3 separate regions of the Mus musculus genome follow, and regions 1 and 3 are each linked to region 2. Evidence: chromatin contacts called from ENCODE Hi-C or POLR2A ChIA-PET data. All regions are on one chromosome and are shown on one strand. The core of a region is the stretch at or near the end of the contact, and the rest is flanking DNA. Distances in the headings are between cores, read along the strand shown. Region 1 has its middle 15 kb from the start of Gm10612. Region 2 holds the start of Cbfa2t3 (CBFA2/RUNX1 translocation partner 3). Region 3 overlaps Cbfa2t3 (CBFA2/RUNX1 translocation partner 3).

Region 1 (4,821 bases), core at 2,016-4,515, 34 kb before region 2:
GTACAGGGTCTATATATCAATGATATCAATGGCCATGTCAATTCGGGACACAAGACCTGCCTGTCCACAGAGTGTCACTGGTTCACGTGCTGTGCGCAGGCAGGGAAGGTATGCTGGAGTGGTAGAAGGAACGGGCCACCATGGCGCTGCAGCTCTCCAGAGAGTCAGGAGCCCACCAGAGCCAGGCTTCTGCCCTTCCTAGGCCCTTGGGACTCAGCGAGGACTCGGTTATACTTGGAACACAACTGTGCCTGTGTTCAGGGAAACAGAGGGGTTCAGAGCAGAGGTGGGCTTGTCATTCTTGGTTAGGAGTTAGTAGGCACAGGGAAGGCACACAAAGCTGGAGTAAAAGCCACAGCTGCCTCTATGCCTCGAACCCACTGACTGACTATGTGCAATCTTCCTGGACACTAAGACAGGTCAGGATGACCTAATGGCATCCCACTGATGTGTACCAAACAGGCCCATCCAGGCCTCACCAAGGCTCGGGAATCATCCCAGTATGTCAAATGGCCTTGTACATTGCAGCCTGGGCCAGTCCAGCTCCTGGTCCTCCGTGGTATCAGACAAGGCAGAGAGAGTTTGTCCCCAAGTGGCCACATTGTCACAAAGTACAGACTCCACAGCATCAGCCCATGCTTGGGATCCCCCTCGGGTAAATGCTGGTTCTGACAGGCTTTGTTTTAGGGCCTTTGTGTGTTAGTCCATCAGTGGTCCCAAGCCACGGATGTATTTTAATTCAGTCTCAAGGCCCTGTCAAGGGTAACTTGAGGGTCTGTTGAAGCCATTTAAATGAGACTAACAAGACTCAGGAGCTGGGAACAAATGTGTGCTCCTTTTAGATCAAGGAGAAAGGCCCAAGCCAGGGTAGAATGAGAAAGAAAGAGAAGTCGACTTCTTACAAAGGAGGCAGAGCTGTGTCTGATCCTGCTCAGGGGGAGTTTAAGGCTTCTTCTAAGGGACACTCACAGAGTGAAGAGGAAGGAGACGGGTGGGAAATGGATCTCGTAGTGAAGATGACAAAGCAAAAGGGCCTGGTCCTATAGGTGTGCACATCACAGCTAAAAGGCCAGGACGATGCAAAACCAAATAAAACAAGAACCATGGCCACCTGTTGGGGTGTGAGGACGAGTGCACTCCGAGCACGGGACAAATGTGAACAAGCTATGCAGATGCATGTGTTAATCACACGCACGTGCCAACTCACCACACGCTTGCTGTCTTCCAAACATACAGGCCCGAGTGTCAGGCAGAAATATAGTTAATAACAACTCTCCAGAGAGCTGGAGGAACCTCAGGAAAACACTTTCTTCTGGCACACGCTTTACAGAGGAGCAAACGGGCCTCTAATGATCAGAGTCAGCCAGGGTGCTGCAGTCGGAGTGGGGAGCCAGGCCCAGGCAGAGCGCTCCTGTAGTCCTTGCCACCGCCCGTGTGGGGTGCCAGGAGTCCGGCGTGGCTTGGAGTCTGCTGGCTTAGGGGCCATGACTGCTCCTGGGATGCCACATCTCAGAGACCACGTGATGAGGACTGACTGGGTCCACACTTCAGTCCTATGGGGACCAGAGGACATTGATGCCTGGCACATGGTATGGTGATGGTTTGTTTTAACTTGTCCTGAGGAGGCTCTTGGTCCTATCATACACATATAACTTTCAGGGACTGGTGTAGAAGAAAGTTTCTCAAAAGGAGACAGACCCCTCTACCTACCCACAGCACCCAAACCATGGTGTAAAGTCAAGATAATAGCTGAGGACCACTGTGATAGGCCTGGTCAGGGAACTCCACTGTTCTGGGTGCAATGTCCCTCGACACTTGACCAAGTTCACATGTTCCCCAGTTTCAGAGACCGTGTTCCCTCTGGGCAGTTCCTGGCTCCCATCCAGGCATCAGGACTTCACCCACCTATAACTGCATCACAATGACTTCATAAAGAGCCACGCACACAGGCAGCACCCACCAGAGTAAGGGGGGGCAGCATCGGCAGAGCCCAGGGTATCGCAGGAAACATCATGGCCTCTGGAACAGTGATCTCACCTCCAGGAAAACACTGTCCCAACCCCTTCTACTGTATATGGCAGCATCTTTAAAGCACACCATGACTTCCTACTTGCTCTCCCTCCTTCTGCTATGGCCACCACGGGGGAATAAGGCACCTGTAACGAATCTATGTGTGTAGACCTCTCTCGACATGAAACCCAAAGCAAAACACAAACCATCAGATTAGCTAAACCCCAGCCTGCCTCTGATCAGAGAGCTAAAGGCATCAGGGCTGAGAGCCACCTGGCCCCTGGGGAAGGTGTTCTAGGCAGGCGCAGGTGTAAAGGCCCTGGGGTGGTCGTGCCCTTGCATGTCCAGCTGTTGTCTGTCTCAGTTCAGAGCCACAGCCTGGTCCAGGTCAGGGTCAAAGTAGGAGCTCAGGTCAAAGGGCCCCAGCTGGACCCCGGATCCCCTACCCTCCCAGATGGTAGGTGAAGGTTTTTGTAGGTCAGCCTCAGGATGTTCCGGAAGCTCTGGGGGCTGGGAGTGGGGCAGAATGGGGAGCTGGGGAGCAGGCAGCAGGTGCTGCTTCTAACAGCCTTGACTGTCTGCCAGTCGCCTCTGAAATCCATAGCACATCTGTGCTCCTCAGTTGGCGGACAGATGGGCCCCAGATTAGTATTTTTGGATTCAGTTAGACTTGGGGGCTGATGTAAGTAATACACAACACAGGTGCCCTGGGTGGTCGGGCAGGAGAGGAAGGTAGGCACGGAAGGGACAGAGTGACAGCTTGCGACTGAGGACCATACTCAGGCCAGAGATATTGCTGGGCACCTAGGGAGGACTCTGCTGTGCACCTTGGCTGTGGACTCCGAGAGTCATGCCTTGTAGACCTGGCAGTGCTGTGACCCCCTTCAGTTCATCCCAGTTGTGACAACGGCTGGCTGTCAGGCTGAGCCCTGGAAGATAAACTCAGGCCAAACTGAGCCAAAGGACGGGCGAGTGCCTCTGCCGATTCTGCCACCAGCAACTGCTATGTCCTTTAATCAAGTAGCAGCAGGAAAGCCCAGACCCACACCCAGTAACCCCACACACACACACACACACCCCTCCACCCCCCTCAACCCCTGACACCTTTCTGGTTGGCCAGGGGGAAGTTCGTAAGGAAGGAGATAAGGCTGCGGATGTGGGTGTGCCCCAGCCTCAGAGTTCCAACCAGATCCTGTGAGACAATGACCCTGGTGACCACGCGCGCGGGGTGGGAAGTGGGAAAGAGGATGCTTAGCTGTGAACCCCAGCACAGGAAAGTAGTCTGCTACTGTGGCCAAGGCCTCCTGGCTGCTCTGACTTTTCCTCTCCAAGACCCTCCCAGGCCCACGTGAGAATGGGGAAACAGAGGTTTTGCAGTGACAGAGCCTGACTCAAATTGCCGACATGGCTGTGGAATAGGAAGCTGTTTGTTTTTGGCTGTGCACAGTGGCACCTCTGCCTCCTACCAGGGGATACCTAAGAGACCTGCTGGCTGTAGGCCTTTCCATCATCTGTGAGGACCACAGGGTCTGCTGCTGGCCCAGCCTCTATCTTGAGTCCCACATGTCACCAGCTGTGGGTTATCTTTCCAGTAGGTACCATAACTCCTACTCTGGAGCTCACAGGGAAGCTGGGGTTGTGTGGAAGATACTCCAAGAGTACAACAACCCGAAGCCAGCAAGCAAGCTGTGCTCTGCATGGTGGAGTCCCTGGCCTGTGTGGTTGAATGCACAGAATCCAGCTGGTCACACGGGGTCCTGGACTGGGACACAGAGCATTGGCTCTTTTTGTTACCTGGAGACGAGAGGATCAATAACTAACTATCCATCAGGATTGACCCAGGATCCTGCGAAGAAACAGGACAGGCTTGTGTTGTGCTGAAGGAGAGGACTGGAACTCAGGTCCAATGGCAAGAAGAGCCTCTATCTGGGCTCCTCATATACTCAGAGATAGACTTCCAGCATGGTCCTCAGAAGGGACAGTGGGGCTCTGGAAATGCTACTCAACCTTGACCCATGTCCCCAACACTCACAGTGCTGGCAACAGGACAGTGTTTGATGGGTGGCTCGGGGTATAAGAAGGGCACCCTGGGGGTCCAGATGTTTGCAGCTCTATGCTGTACCCAGGAGGGAAGCACATGGCTCCACAGGCTTGAGCTCTTCTCACTGCATCTAGGCTTGCTGGGGCAGCTGGAGCTACAGTGTGGTTCACATCCAGGGCAGTCACAAGGTGTCTTGTGTTGACCCCAGTGCACAGTATGGTGGGAGGGCTGGAGGGGTGTGTCCCTGTAGCATGCTGGGGATGAATTGGTCCACTGTGCTCACCCTACAGCCCCCCATTAATGTGCATCCCTTCTTTCTTAGATGCACACGACACCTCTGTGAACTGCCCAAAGCAAGGGCAGTCCGGCCCCGCCAACCTTCCTGGAAAGCAATGTCCAGCCATAGCAAGGCAAGTCGACATGTAGACCTGCCTAGAGGCTTCTGGGAATGAATTCCCTCCCTGAATGTCGTGGGAAGATGTTGTGAACATTGAGGCTTTGGGGGCCTGGACCGTGGGTTGGCAAGCCAGTTAACCAAGCACATTCAGAGCTTGGGAATGGACAGCGCTAGAGCCCCCCTCCCAAGGACATCATGGCCTCCACGTGCCTCATTAGGACATCTGGACCAGTCGTAGACATGTGGGCCTGCGCCCTGACTTTGCTCACTTAACCTTGAAGGAGGCATCAGAGTCCTTGACTGAGACCCTTAGGGACTGTTGCTCCTGGCCATGTCTACTGCTTCTCCATCTCAAACTTCAGGTCTGTCTGGA
Region 2 (4,328 bases), core at 926-3,425:
CGTGATCCCTGGTGCTTGGTGACTCTTTGTTGTTCTGAGAAGGCGTGTGTCTTGCAGATGGACTGGATACACAGTGTGGGTTGAGAGCTTCCATAAGGTAACATGAGAGTGTCGAAGAGCTGTGACCTGGACATTTCCACAGGGAACCAGCTCTTCATAAAGTAGCAGGGAGACCAAGTGGGTAACAAATGGGCTCTGGAAATGTCTTTCCAGCTGGTGGAAAAATGGAGGGACAACGGCTGTCAGGACTCGTTGTGACTATGCTGCAGTGGGGCCGGCCCACTCCATACAAAGCAGCCCTCAGGGCCCCCACCATCTCCTCCCTGTGCAGCAGCCATGGCTCTCTCTTGGGAGAGCTTCCTAGCTGAGAGGTTTACCTGTCACATTGAATTCTGTACCTCCAACAGAGGTTGTGAGCACCTTTCTTAAGTTCAAGCCACACACTGGCCACTTACCACAAAACAGACATGCCACCCAGCAGCACGAGGTGGGTAAACCTGCAGCTCAAGCTGAGGGTCCCACTCCTGCCTCAGGCTGAGCTCCCAGAGACTGGCTTACGAGGTCTGCTGAGAGGCCACTCTGCCGGGGCCACTCTTCACGACAGTATCTCTGAAGAGGACTGTCCTTTGCTTTCTCGGTGTACACAGCACACTAGCAGCCACACAGCTGGTGTCCATATGCCTGGGATAAAAAGTTTGCGGTCTCAAGCCACATAGCCAACTCTTCTAGATCCACATTCCTCTGTGAAATGGGCTCGGGACCCTCCACTCCTCTATAAGATTGATACATGTGGCCAGGGAGATCTGAAAATGTGGACAGTTTTATAGGTGTCAGACTAGGATTAGATAGCATCCTCCACAGAGGGAGATCCGGGAAACCAAGGAGCCCAGATCCCACCCCAGGAGGACCGTGCAGGAACGCTTTTTCAAGAAGGCAGAGGTGAACCCCTGAGAGGGACCCCAACTGGGGAAAACCAAGCCACTACAGCAAGCCTGGAAAGAAACGGAGGGTATTTTTACTTATTTATTTATTTAATTTTGGCACATTGCTAGATTTTTATCCTTCACATGCAGATGTATGCCTAATGAGATGAAAATCAAGCCCCCCCCACCCCCACCCCCCCGCTGATCTGAAGTTCTGGCCCCTTGTCTCTGCAGGCGGTGACCCTGGGTCTCTCCTTAGTCTCAAAGAAGCAAAGTGTGAGTGAGTGAAAAACTGGGAAGGGAAAGGAAGGAAGTGCAGCGAGTTTGCTCAAATGTACCAACCGGAGGAACGCCTGGGACTTGTCGCAAGGCGCCTCGAGGAAAAGTGGGTAAAGTGGGTGGGGAGCAGGCTCAGAGGAAGCAGAGAAAGTAGGACGCGGACAAGCAGAAGCAGCGGCTGGGGGCTTTTCCTCAGGTTGACATTAAAATGAATGATATGCAAACGAATGCAAAGCATATGCGAACGCCGGCCCCGATGGCAGTGGGGAGAGCGGGATCCTGAGCCCACTTGCCGCAGGTCGCCTGGCGCCTTGGGGACCAAGGCCGAGCGCGGCGGGTGGAGCGCGCCCCCTGCCGGCAGAACGCGCAGGTGGCCCGGGTACCCCGAAGGGCTTGCGAAGGGGGTGAGGGGGGGTGCGGCGGCCGAAGGAGGGGCGCCCGCCTCCCCGTCCCGGAGTAGACACCGCGGCTCCGGGAGCAGCGACGCCGTCGGGCTGCGACTGCTCCGAGGTGGGTGTGTGCGGTGCGCTCAGCTCGCCCGCCCTCCCGGGGCGCGGCCTGCGCGGGGCGGGGGCGCACAGCTAGGAGTCCGCCCCGCACCGGGTTGCCCCGCGCCGCACGCACTGGCTACGCGCTGGGACTCCTCGGCCCGTTCCCACTCCACGGCCCCGCTCTCCTGCATCCGTACGGGGGTCCCACGCGCGGCCTGGCGCTCCTGAGGTCCCTACGTCCTGAGTCGGACCCCATAGCCAAGTCCGCCGGGCGCGTCCCGGGGCCCCTCGGCCACCCGGGCGGTGGAGGCGGGAGCCGCTCTGGGCATTGGGCGGCGCCGGGCGCACGGAACCGGGCCTCTCTCCGGCGGCCGGCGCCCCGGGGCGGAGCGAGCGCGATGGGCGTCGGGCTGGAGGCAGGTGGCGCAGCGGCGGCGGGGCGCGGGAGGCGGGGGCGGAGCGCGCGGGGCGGGGGCCGCGGGACTCGGTGAGACGCGCGGGCGAGCGCGCGGCAGCAGAGCCGAAAGCACGGCGGCTGGACCCGGCGGCCGCCGAGGCCGAAACCACCCGGGCAGCGTGCGGGCTTTGTTCCCGCGCTGGGGGCCGAACGCACTCGGCATGGCCCAGGCGGTCGCCCCGCGCGCCCCGACCCCGCCGCGCGCCTGAGCCCCGCGCAGCGCGAGAAGACAGCGTACGGATCGCCCCCAAGTTATGGAGGTGGCGACCCAGTGAGAAGGAAAAGCCACTTCGGGAGCCGGGTTGCGAGAGAGCTACGGTCCCCTGGAGCTCCAGACCGTAAGTGCCGCCCCTGCCCTGTTCAACACCGCCGCTGTCACCCTACTTTGCCGGTTGCTGCCGTCCCGGGGGTCCTCGCTTTGCACCCCCTCTCCAGCCCCTCCACTTTACAAAGTTCGTGCCCACGGCAGGGTGGAGCCAACTCTGCCCACTCATTTGACTGAGTTGCAGCCACCCTAGGTGAGCAGACAGCTTGACCTGTCCAGAGTGTGTGTGGTTCATCTTTAGGTAGGAGCTGAGTCGGTGGGGGAGTATGGGCTCCCCAACCACCACCCACAAGCGCCCCCTGGGGTGCCGGGTCTCCTGACAAAGACTGGTAGCCTGAATGACAGGGCTCGGGACTGACTGGAGTAGCGGGAGGGCAACCTTCCTGGGAGATAGTGCTGGCAGGAGAGGGTCTGCTGCTTTCTCTAGCCCTTCCCCCTCTTATTTTGGTCCCTGGATCAGCCATTAGGGCCATGGAGCTGAGCATCCTTCCTGATGGTCGGGAGGGGATCCTGACCGCCCTCCCTGGGGTCCTGACAGCCAGGTGCAGGCACAGCCTCCGGCTCTGATCCTTCTCACAGGCTTTGGGAACGGTCCATCTGTGTGTAGGGCAGGCCCAGAGCCAGGCTGTGGGAACAGCGGGGAGGAGGTGTGAGGAGGTGTGAGCACCGCGGAGGGACAGATGGCTGGGAATTCAGCCGGAGTCGGGCTGACTAAGGTGGAGCAGAAGGCAGCCAGGCTGGCAGCTCCTGGCTTTGAGCCGCTGCCTTTCAACTCATGGCCCTGAACTTGGTGTGTTTGGGCTTCTTGACCACAGTGCTGGCTGGACCTACCCCCCTGCTCCATGAATAGAACTATCTGATCATGTGAGCTAAAGCTGACTTTCAGAGCCCAATTCCTCAAAATAACAGACGATCTCATGCTCCTGTTTGTAGGGTTGATCCCAGTAACTGTCACACCCGTCCCTCCTATCCTGAGGCCAGGATGTGGCTTCATTATGTCTGGCTGGGTGTGTGCTTCCTCCCGGCGCTCAGAAACAGGAGGTTCCCAGGCAGCCACTCAGAGGATGGGGCTGGCAGAAGACAAAGGGAGCGGTCACTTTGCCCTGGCATTGCCCTTGCAAGTTGCTGGAAGGTTTCAGAAACTTCTCAAGACTGGGACTCTCTCATCTCCCTAAGACCCCAGGGGCTGGTCTGAGAGAGTTCAGCCATACCCGGCCAGAATGCACTTGGCTCCTGGCCTGGGAAGAAGTAGGAAAGCCCTGTGAGAGATTTCTGGTCTTGTGCATGGAGGGATCCTGATGGGGGCTACACTGGGGTCATGATGTCACCCCACCTTGGTCCACTGAAGGGCGGAAGTCAGAAGATGTGGCTGTCCCCAGTTGGCACTGGGAGCCCACAGTTAGAGCACCAAGCTGAGAAAATGCCGCTATTTGGGACTGTTTTTTTTTTGGGGGGGGGGCACAACCACTCTTGTGCATTGAGAGGGAAAAGCAGAGAAAGGAGGAACCCTGCGAACAGAAGGAACAGATGTGGTGCTCGGTGCTGCCCGGGAGCTAGACAGACACGGGGAGGGAGAATATCACGTTAGGACTGATTTTCTGGCGGAATCCACCCTCCCGGGAGGTACTGTGATCTTGATGAGAGGGGAGAAAGGGAGGGCCATGTGTACCTGGCACACCACCATCTTTTGCTGTGTGCCAAGCCTGAGCTGGCATATGGAAGACACCCCTGGACAGTTCCTTGCAGGATGCTCTGGGGCTGCTGGGTGGTCCAAGCAGCTCTCAGGTCCTTGTCTGGCTCTTCCTCTGTTACCGGGTTATCCATGTAATTGAGTTACCACCTCCAGGAAATCT
Region 3 (4,485 bases), core at 1,496-3,995, 37 kb after region 2:
CGTAGTACGCCGGCCACCATCATTGTCACTGTCATATGGGTCACTGACATTGCCATCATGTGTACTTATAACCATCAAATGCAATTGTTACCCCTTGCCCTCACACTCACTCACCGCTCTCCCACAGTGATGAACGGCAGCAGCCACTCACCCACGGCCATCCACGGTGCCCCATCTACACCCAATGGCTTCAGCAACGGCCCAGCCACCTCATCCACGGCCTCGCTCTCCACACAGCACCTGCCCCCGGCGTGCGGGGCACGGCAGCTCAGCAAGCTTAAGCGTTTCCTCACCACCCTACAGCAGTTTGGCAGTGACATCTCACCTGAGATCGGGGAGCGCGTGCGCACACTGGTGCTGGGCCTGGTGGTGAGTCTATGGGCTATCAGGCGCCCCTGTTCCCCATGACAGCTTCTGCCGCAAGCTCCATTGCGATGGCCACAACCCCATCGTGCTCTGCCCAGCCCTCAAGCCAGATCTGGAACCTCCTCCTCCTCCTCCTCCCCCTCCTCCTCCTCCTCCTCCCCCTCCTCCCCAAGGTGTGGGTGGGGCATCTGGGTCAGTAATGCATGGGAACCTTTAGATGGGGCGGTCGGTCTCTCTGCAGAACTCAACTCTGACGATCGAAGAGTTTCATGCCAAGCTCCAGGAAGCCACCAACTTTCCACTGAGGCCGTTTGTTATCCCTTTTCTGAAGGTAAGCGAAAGCAGCACCTTCCAGGCAACAGGGATGGTGTACACAAAGGCCCTGGGAAAGAAGTGTATACAAAGCTGCTTTGTAATGGCTGGAATCCAGTGTGGGAAATGGGTGTGCAGAGGATGAAGAACAGGTGATGGACAGGCAGGTGTGTGCCTGGACCGCAGGGTGACAGAAGATGCTGTGCCAAATGCAGACTGGGGCCTCACAAACGACGGTGATGCCGTACTAGGTCCCTTTGGCAGAGCAACCAGAGCCTCTGAGCAAGGCAGGTTCCTCAGCCCAGCCCACACCCTCGGGATGAGGAGCCATGTTTGTTTATGAGGGTTGCATGGTGTTTTGGTTGGTTTGGGTTCTGTGGGCTCTTTCGGTTTGGTTTGGTTTTTGAAAGCACTGAGGGCTGAACATAGTCTCGTCCCCGCTAGGCAGGTGTCCTGCTGCTGAGCTGTGGCTCTCGCCCTTTTTAAATCTTGAGGCTGGGTCTCACTAAGTTCCCCAGGGCTGGCCTTGAACTCTGTCCTCCTGCCTCGGCCTCCAGCAATTGGGGTTGCAAGTGTGCACTACCAGGCTTACTGAGAAGCTTGTGAGCCAGATCCTCACGTTGGGGTTGTGACTCACTGCAGCTCTCCACTCTGAGAGGAGAGAGGGTGGCGTGCTTCCAAATGTGTTTGCCCACGTGATTACTTTCCGCTCAGACCTCTCAGGGAGATGCTAGCTCGCTCACCCCTGAGGGCACCCACCTCCACTTACACCAGAGCCCTGGCTCATTTGGTCCTGCATACCTGTGCTCTGCTTCAGTCAAAGTTCAAGGTCAGGCCGTATAAAGGATGAGTGCTGAGATGCGAGCCCCCACGGAGCTACCTAGTCACTGGGCTGGCTCCTCTCCTCTGTACTCAGCCCCTGAGGCTGGAGTCCTCCATTCTCACAGAGCAGCTACCTCAGTGAGTTTTTAAACTGCCCAATGTAGACCAAGAATGGATTATAAGGCTCTCTGCACAGATGCCCTGTTGACCCATGAGAGGGAGAAACAGCCCTGATGCTGTCAAGTTAATAGGCAGGAAAACTGAAGCCTTCACTGTCCCAGCTGGTAGAGATCCAAGGCCAGGTTCAAGCTCGGGTCTGTACAGTTCAGAGTCCCCACAACATTCACAGTACATGCCCCACCAGCCGCACCCCCTCTTGGCAGCTGACAGGGGGACCCCACATGACACCCATATCCACTCTCCTCCTCCCTCCCTCCCACCCACACCTTGCTAGGCTCACACTGGAGCTAGTGACAACAGAGAAGCTGCGGGTGCCAGCGCGTAGGCCCACCTGGCAGTCATTTTGGTGTGCGTTGGAGGCCCCGTTCTCCTCACCCTCCGCACACTGCCGACTCTGCCGCCGCCTGTCTTTGGGATGCCATACGCCTGCTTACTTTGTCAGAGCCGATGTTTGCAACAGATGCTCCGTAGCATTAGCCGCCCCGTCTGTGCCTGGAATATCTCAGCTTTCATTTCCTGTGGTCCTTACCCACAGTCCCCTTCCTACCTAACCAAGTGCAGGATCACCTAACTAGGTGGGACACCTTGCTGGGCACTGCCTCCTCAAGGGACCTCCTCCGTTTCATTTCTCTATGCCCACATTGGCTTTTTGGGGACCAGCCTGTGTCATAGCTCACCCAGGACCTCTGCGGCTCGTTGTTAGGAACACTGGGTGGTATGTCTGCCTCCATGATATGGAGCTCCTGGGGTGGAAGGGCCAAAGGTCAAACCTAAAAATACAAGATCCCAGCCAGTACCTCTGACCTTGTTGCCAAGACACCAACCAACCAGAGCCCACTCTGTCCTGTCAAAGAGGCATGGTTACTTTGCCGGTACAGCGGGGCCCAGCCTCAAAGGTCTTGAAACAGACAGACAAGCCAGAGGAAGGGCTCAGGCAGCTCCAGGTGCCTCCCCTGCCCTCACAGGGTGGGGTCCCCTCTTGGCAGGGCAGAGAGTTACCACAGCACCTTCCTGAATAGTTATGGACATCCTAGCCTCTACAGTGCTTCCCATGGCTGCCCCTGGAGACGGCTGGGCAGGGTGTGGCTGCGCAGAGCCTGGCTCCAATGGCAGGGCCCTCTAGGGTCCTTTCCTAAGCAAGATAAAGCTGTCAGCCACACAGGTGATAGGCAACGCTAGGTTAATTCACATGGGGCTCACTGGAGTCTATCACACCAGAGCTCTGGTCTGCTGATGGGTCAAGAGGGCTTGTATGATCATCCCAAGACCACACGACTCCTCGGTAGCCCAGCCAGGGTGAAGCGCACCCAATCTCATTCAGCAGCTTGTGGTGGAGAGACTCTGTAAAGCAAAGGGAAGTGTCACAAAAACTCAGGACTCTGCTGTCACCTTGGTGGTTCTAGATGTATGCTGTGTCTTTTACCAGAGTCCCATCCAGGACAAAGATGGTTTAGATTTTTTTTTTTTCTGGGCATCAAAATCTCCACGCCAAGTGAAGTTGGGGCCCAGACCACCCTGTGACCAGCTTGGGTGTGTCCTCTGAATAATGCCTGGGACTTCTGAAAAAGAGTGGGGACTTGTTCTTTCTGGAAGAGAAGTGGTCCTGGATCCCCAGCCAAGGGCTGCCATGTATCTGGACTGTATGGCAGGGCTACCTGATCCTAGGTCCCCTCCACTCTGCCCCACATCCACCTCCATGTAGCTGGACAGTGGAGCTTTACAGAAGCCACCCCACCCGAGGCTCTAGCTCCCAGCTGGCCCCAGCTGGCCAGGACCCCAGATGTTCCCCCACCCGAACAGCAACCAGATGGTGCTCATGCCCAACCCCCACCCCACCATGCTGGCCAAGGAGAGGGTGGGGGACTGGTGAGGGAGGAGACTCTGGACCACTGAGACCTCCCAGGACCTCATCCCAGCCCATGCTTCTGACGTGGTCGGCAGATGGTGGGCTGGCCCCTGTTCAGCTATCCAAACAGAAAAACAGGCCTGGCAACCATACCGCTCAACAAAAAAAAGTACCGGCTGCCTGATGGGCCGGGTGGATGCGCCAACGGAGGCTGAGGAGGCGGAGGCTGGAGAAGGCTGCCCTGGCAGCTTTGAAACGCATGGGAAAGTTTTAGATTGTGTTTATTTACAAATACTTAGAACTGCTGGCTCTCCCAAGAGCCTGCCACTGGGCCCCTGTCCAGCATGCTGAAGGCCAGCCTGCTACTCTACCCGCAGCAGTTCTGAAAAGGCTGACCACCAGCAGTGCATGCCTGGAGACCTTTGCCCAGCACTGGGGAGAAGCTCACAGACATGGAGTCCATGAGCTCCAGTGGCTTCATCTGCAGATTGCAGAATCTAGAAGTGATGTCATGGCTGAGGCGCGGGTTCACGGAGGTCATATTCCTTATGTGCCGATGTCCCAGGTTCCAGCTGTGAGCTTTGTTTAGGGCTGAGACTGGAAAGTGAGAGATAGTGGGGAGAGGAGCTGGGTCTGTGGGGCTTCTGGCCAGTGCATGGCGGGGGAAGAGGGGGCTAGAGCAAAGACCCTGTAGCAGCACAGCACCTTATTGACATCCCTATCCCACTCCTCTCCCTCCCCCTCCCTCCCCCTCTTATGCACACGTGTATATTAGGTTGCCTGCCCCCTCTTAACCTTGCTTTCTTTCTCCATGACAACAATGCTATGGAACCTGCATAAACGGGGTACAGGTAGGGAGTATTGGCTGCAGACAGCACTCTAGGAGGTGAAGTCCCTACATCGCTGTGTGTCCAGCAGATCTCAGGCCTGTCACTTCCCACTGTGCTGTTGGAAGGCAA

Evidence for each region. A loop is a pair of places that touch in the nucleus more often than their neighbours do. ChIA-PET counts read pairs that join two places held with the same protein, here RNA polymerase II (POLR2A).
Region 1: a loop to region 2 is called in a map of heart, with 2.7 times the contacts of the local background. The contact joins the enhancer-like site here to the promoter of Cbfa2t3 in region 2. A Hi-C loop is called at or near these places in 6 of 37 maps with a recorded cell type or tissue (heart, left cerebral cortex and v-Abl transformed pro-B cells).
Region 3: a loop to region 2 is called in a map of heart, with 2.9 times the contacts of the local background. The contact joins the enhancer-like site here to the promoter of Cbfa2t3 in region 2. A Hi-C loop is called at or near these places in 8 of 37 maps with a recorded cell type or tissue (heart, left cerebral cortex and v-Abl transformed pro-B cells). POLR2A ChIA-PET finds 5 or more read pairs at or near these places in 2 of 5 experiments (Patski and embryonic stem cell).

What each region holds. Positions count from the first base shown.
Region 1 is chr8:122,710,440-122,715,260 of GRCm38, reverse strand. No RefSeq gene overlaps it. Among named protein-coding and RNA genes, the nearest start is that of Gm10612, 15 kb to the right of the region's middle. Within about 2 kb of position 3,265, at least 1 of the 3 ENCODE cell types and tissues checked has a DNase peak (open chromatin) inside an H3K27ac peak, as active enhancers do; it is heart, where a contact is called at or near this core.
Region 2 is chr8:122,676,022-122,680,349 of GRCm38, reverse strand. Cbfa2t3 (CBFA2/RUNX1 translocation partner 3) reads left to right here and starts at 2,175. Exons shown (of 12, transcript NM_001109873.1): 1 at 2,175-2,488.
Region 3 is chr8:122,639,176-122,643,660 of GRCm38, reverse strand. It overlaps Cbfa2t3 (CBFA2/RUNX1 translocation partner 3), which reads left to right. Exons shown (of 12, transcript NM_001109873.1): 4 at 128-369; 5 at 608-697. Among named protein-coding and RNA genes, the nearest start is that of Pabpn1l, 19 kb to the right of the region's middle. Within about 2 kb of position 2,745, at least 1 of the 3 ENCODE cell types and tissues checked has a DNase peak (open chromatin) inside an H3K27ac peak, as active enhancers do; it is heart, where a contact is called at or near this core.